Regions from separate parts of the Homo sapiens genome. Here region 1 is linked to region 2. The links are chromatin contacts, found by Hi-C in ENCODE. All regions are on one chromosome and are shown on one strand. The core of a region is the stretch at or near the end of the contact, and the rest is flanking DNA. Distances in the headings are between cores, read along the strand shown. Region 1 holds the start of BRI3BP (BRI3 binding protein). Region 2 holds the start of FBXO21 (F-box protein 21).

The links. A loop is a pair of places that touch in the nucleus more often than their neighbours do. Pooled maps may share reads with other maps.
Region 1: a loop to region 2 is called in a pooled map, with 10 times the contacts of the local background. The contact joins the promoter of BRI3BP here to the promoter of FBXO21 in region 2. A Hi-C loop is called at or near these places in 3 of 50 pooled maps.

The regions. Positions count from the first base shown.
Region 1 is chr12:124,992,287-124,994,986 of GRCh38, forward strand. BRI3BP (BRI3 binding protein) reads left to right here and starts at 1,359. Exons shown (of 3, transcript NM_080626.6): 1 at 1,359-1,717. The coding sequence starts at 1,505. RefSeq lists enhancers at 1-429, 2,149-2,238 and silencers at 1,189-1,508, 1,529-1,578, 1,679-1,728, 1,739-1,988, 1,999-2,058.
Region 2 is chr12:117,189,058-117,191,757 of GRCh38, forward strand. It overlaps FBXO21 (F-box protein 21), which reads right to left and starts at 1,413. Exons shown (of 12, transcript NM_015002.3): 1 at 1,161-1,413; 2 at 170-305. The coding sequence starts at 1,399. RefSeq lists an enhancer at 540-629 and silencers at 1,100-1,149, 1,430-1,529, 1,570-1,629.

The sequences.
Region 1 (2,700 bases), core at 109-2,608, 7.8 Mb after region 2:
AATTGCTGACCTTGTGATCCGCCCGCCTCGGCCTCCCAAAGTGCTGGGATTACAGGCGTGAGCCACGGCGCCTGGCCTCATTTTGTATTTTTAGTAGAGACGGAGGGATTTCTCCATGTTGGTCAAGCTGGTCTCGAACTCCCGACCTCAGGTCACCCGCCTCAGCCTCCCAAAGTGCTGGAATCACAGGCGTTAACCACCGCACCCGACCTACAAAAAAGTTTTTAAAAAGATAAACAATACAGGAAAAAATGTGCAAAGGATATGAATAGGTAATTCACAGAGAAGTAATTCAAATGGCCAATAAATCTATGAAAATCTTACTAGGAATCCAGAAAATGTAAATTCAAAAATAAGAGCATTTTGTATTCTTTGGATTGGCAAAAATTGAGTTTTATTTTCTTGGTTGTCTAAAAAAAATGTTGGTTAGACTTGATTTGTTTGATTTAGGATGCAAACAGGGTCCTTGCATTGCATGGGTTATTATGGCTCTTAAGTCTTTAAAACCAATTATCCTCCTCTTCGCTCACCTTTTATACCAATTATTTATTGAACAAACTGGGTCGTTTGTTTGGTAGAATGCCCCACATGCTGGAGTTGGTTGGTTGCTTCTGCTGCTTCTAAGTTTTCCTTATCTGCCATATTTCCTGTAAACTGTAGGTTTGATCTAGAGGCCCCATCAGGTTCATGCTCAACTTGTCTTGGCAAGAATCCATCGCAGGTGGCGCTGGTACTTCCTGGCACTAAGATCGATTGGCGGGACCGGGACTTCGCGGCTTAGCCCCTCCATTTTCAAGTTCCCCGCCAAACCCTCCCCTCTTGGTTGTACCCATTTCTGATGATCATCGCGTGAATCCATCATTCTATTGAGGGGTGCCAAATAATTTTCGGATTCTCTCATTCATCCTCATGTATTAGCTGGACTTTGTAAAAGAAAGTCCCTCCCCAACTATTTTGGGGCTCTGAAATACAGTTCATTCAGGAAGGGCAGGAGGATGCCTGATGCTTTCTTGTTATTTAAAATTTTCAGGATGAATGAGCTGATGCCCACGAGGGCGAATTTTGGGGTACCATTATAATACATTCAGGGAGATTACATATATGTCTATTTCATGTTTTTCAATCAGTTGCAGTCACTTTCCTGGTTGAAGCTGTTGCAAGTTTTACAGGCACGGGTTGCTTTTCCACGGATAAGTTAAAAAAGAGAATTTTTTTTTAAATGATGAGAAGCCGCACCGGGTCGGGGCAGGCTTCCGGGAGGCGGGCGCGGGGCCCCGGGGCCGGGTCGCGTTGGTCCCGCGCCGGGGGCGGGGCGCGGCGTGGGCTGGGCCGTGCGCCTTTGCGCGCGGGGCGGGGCAGGTGGCGCAGCAGCGGCGGCGGCGGCTGTGGGTAAAGGCGCGGCGCGCGGCCCCCGAGCGCGCCAACCTTGCCCTAGCCGGAGCCCGCTGCGGCCCAGCGCACGGCCCTCACCCCGCATCGCGACCCCGCGCCCCGCCGGCCGAGCATGGGCGCGCGCGCCTCAGGCGGGCCCCTGGCCCGGGCCGGGCTCCTGCTGCTGCTGCTGCTGCTGCTGCTGCTCGGGCTGCTGGCCCCGGGCGCGCAGGGGGCGCGGGGCCGCGGCGGCGCGGAGAAGAACAGCTACCGCCGCACGGTCAACACCTTCTCCCAGAGCGTCAGCAGCCTGTTCGGCGAGGACAACGTGCGCGCCGCTCAGAAGGTGGGCGCCGGGCCCGCGCCCGCGGTCACCTTGCCCCGGTCGCCACGCACCTGGCTACCGGGGCCGACCTGGGAGGAGCGCGGCCTCCGGGGCTGCCCGCCCGGCCAGCGCGCGGGAAGAGGGGGTCCGGCCTGCGCCTCGGGGCCTGCCGCCTGCGGCCCCCGCCGGGCCTGACCAGTGCGGGTCTGGGCGGCCGGGCCTCGGGGCGCCCTCTCCTCTGCGCCGCGCTTCTCCTTGGACCTTGCCTCCGCGGTCGGCGCAGCCAGAGTCTCTCCCGGCTGCGCTGACGCCTGCCGCGCGTCTCATTCATTCATTCACCGCGTTTGAATGGCTCCTACTGTGAGCCAGGCAGCACACTGGCGCTCTCGGTCCCCACGCGGCTGCGCCCTCCCCAGCTACCCCGGGTTTGTCCTAGCCTCGCATCCCGACCCACTTCCCCTGGGACCTTCTGCCCCACTCCTCCTCCTGCTTTGAAGATACTTGGAGTTGTTTTTACTTTACAGGAAAAGAAGGGAGCAATGCGATTTGCTCGGTGGCTTTGGGAAACCGAGCACCTACTGTGTGCGGGGCCTTTCGCGTGGAGCCTTTTGTTTAGTTTGGGGAGGTCCCGGATCCTGCAGCCTCCTGGGAAGGGTGTTGAGTCCCAGGAGGATCGCAGGGGGTTTTCCCCAATTCCTGCTCTCTGGAGCTAGGTGCGATAGGGGTGCCATTCCGGGCCGAAGTCCGCCGACTAGCTCTTGAGAAGGAGGAAGTTACTGGGGACAGTTGTGTGTGGTATTGCGGTTCCTTTGCTGTTCCCTGGGGAGGAGGGGGCTCTTGCTTGCCGCCAGCCTTCCTGGGGTTTTGGAGTCAGAGAAGTTTGGGTTCAAGTTGGAGCTCTACCAGTTGGATGACTTTGGGGAAGTGACTTCACTTCTTTGAGCTTGTTTCTTTATTTGTTAAATGGGGATAGTAATCATTCCCCTTCATTGCGAGGTTGTAAT
Region 2 (2,700 bases), core at 163-2,662:
TTGGATAGGAGGAAAAGGACACAATGACTCTTGCAGCCATCTAAGTGAGTAAGGGATTGTGAGAGCATTGAAAAGGGAGATACGAAAAGAGCTGGATGAGCTCATGCCTGCAGACCCAGACACATACACCAGCAAGCCAAAGCTTAGAGCCACATCAACAGATCCTTACGTGCTCTGAAAAGAACCTCTTTGAGAACGAGGCTACAATCTTCCGCGCTTCTAACCCAGCTTTTTGCCGAACTTTATACTCTTCCAACCAATTGACGTAGTCGGTGGGGCTGTAGTGTTTCATAAGGGAAGGCCACCTACGAGGAGAGAAACACCCCCTCAGCTTAACAGAAACTCAAAGGCAGGCGGCCACGAATCCAAGGCAGCCTTGGAAACAGGGACAGCAGTGGCGTCCAGTGGTAAGAGGGACCCCGGCGAGAGACCTAGTTCAAAACCCCACCAGCATTCACTCACTCACTCCCGGTGTGACCTTGGCGTAGCGGCATGAATGATGTCTCCATTCCCCATCTCTAAAATGGGGACAGTTGTAACAACAACAACAATAATAATAATGACAATGACAGTGAGCACTGATTGAGCGCCTCCTAGGAGCCGGGGCCCTGCGTGCGTGCCTCCCGGACATCATCTAATTTAATAAACACGGTGAAAGGTAGGTCTAATGATCACCACCACTCAAAGTCTATGAACGAGGCTCAAAAAAAGGGAAGTCGCTCCCCCCAAGGTCACAGAGGGAGTGTGCAGGGCCAGATTTCATCCTGGGGCCACGCTGAAATCTGTGCCGTCCACAACCAGCCCGGGGATGCTGCGCCCGCCCGATCGATGCATCACTGGGTCCATGTAAACATTTCAGCCCGAAGTCGGGCACAAAAGAAGCGCGCAAAAGGGACGAGCCGCGCCGCCGCCAGCGTCACCCTTGACGGAGGACCCGGCTGCGAGGCGCTCCTAGATGCGCCATTTGGGGACCCGGGGGTCCGCCTGGCGTGGCCCCGCAGGGTCCGGGGCCTGGAGGCCTTTGTCTGTCTGTCCGCGGGAAGGGGTCCGGGGTGGGGTCCGCGCGCGGGGCGGCCGCGGGGAGCTAGCGGGGCGGCTGCCCGGCCCCGGGGGGCGCGGGGCGGTGGGCGCGCAGCCGGGGCGCGGGGCCGCTGGCTCACCTCACCCGGAACTGCTCCTTCCACACCTTCCCGCTGCTCTGGCACAGCTCGCGCAGCCGCCGGCAGGTGCTGGAGACACGGCCGATGTCGGCGGCCGTCAGCGAGCCGCAGCACAGGATGTACTCCAGCACCTCACCCGGCAGGTTGACGAGGCAGCTGAGGCCCGCTACCTCCGGCGCGGCCTCCTCCGCCAGCGCCGGCACCACCTCCATCGCGCTGTCGACTGCTGCCGCCGCCATCTTGTCCGCGTACCTGGGGCCGCCGCGCGCGCGCGTGCGAGAGTGCCCGGGCGCCCCGCCTGGCCCCGCCTACTGGTCTTGGGGGCGAGTCCTGAGATCGCTCCGCCCATCCGCGGGCCACACCTCCCCTGCATCGGCTGGGGGCTGCGCGGGTGGCAGCGCCGCAAAAGGGAGGACATAATTGGGCTCTGTGCTTGGAGCCGGCAGCGCAAGCCGCCTCTAGTCCGGGACAACAATAGTAGCACTGATTCTTTTAAACGTAATTAATGTTTAAAATTAACAAATAAAAATGGTATCTATTCTCACGCGTGCTGAGCGCTTTCTGTGCGCATTGGACCTTTCCGAATTACCCTGCGAACTTTCTCCCCATATTACAGATGGGGAAACAGGTTCGGAGAGTGAGAGGGCTTGCTCAGGATCCCTTGTCTTGGATTTTTTTTCCCCCTTTGGGAAGGAGTCTTGCTCTCACCCAGGCTGGAGGGCAGTGGCGCTATCTCGGCTCACTGCAACCTCTGCCTCCTGGGTTCAAGCGATTCTCCTGCCTCAGCCTCCCGTGCGGATGGGATTACAGGCGCGCGCCACCACCCAGGTTGGAGTGCAGTGGCCGTGATCTCGGCTCACTGCAACTTCCACCTCCCTGGTTCAAGCAATTATCCTGCGTCAGCCTCCCGAGTAGCTGGGATTACAGGCGCCCGCCACCACAGCCAGCTAATTTTTGTATTTTTAGTAGAGACAGGGTTTCACCATGTTGGTCAGGCTGGTCTCGAACTCCTGACCTCAAATGATCCACCCACCTCGGCCTCCCAAAGTGCTGGGATTACAGGCGTGAGCCACCGCGCCCAGCCCCTTGTCTTGGATTCTATTTCAGATCCACTTGACTTTTGCTTGTCAGTAATCTTAACCATATGATGTAATAATAACAATATTCTTGAGTGGGTGCTATGGGAAGCCCTCTATGATGGTGTAGGGGAGTAATAATAATCCTCAAATGTGTGCCCTGATTTTAGGCTAATAGAGGGCAGGCAGAGAGCTCTCCTGTACTGGTTTCTTAATTGTTTCCAGCTCAACAATCCTTCATATTTGGGGAGCATAGTCTGACCTCCCACAATAGGTACCACAGTTATACCTATTCTACAGAAAAGGCAAAGTTCTTCCAGGTGGCAGTCACTGGTTCAAAGTTACAGAGACAAAAGTGCTAAAGCCTGGATTTGAGTCTTCAAAGCGGGAGTTATCACTCAGGATTGGGAGGGTAGTCTCAGGATCTGCACATTAAAAAAAAAAAATCAGTTTAGTTCAGTGCC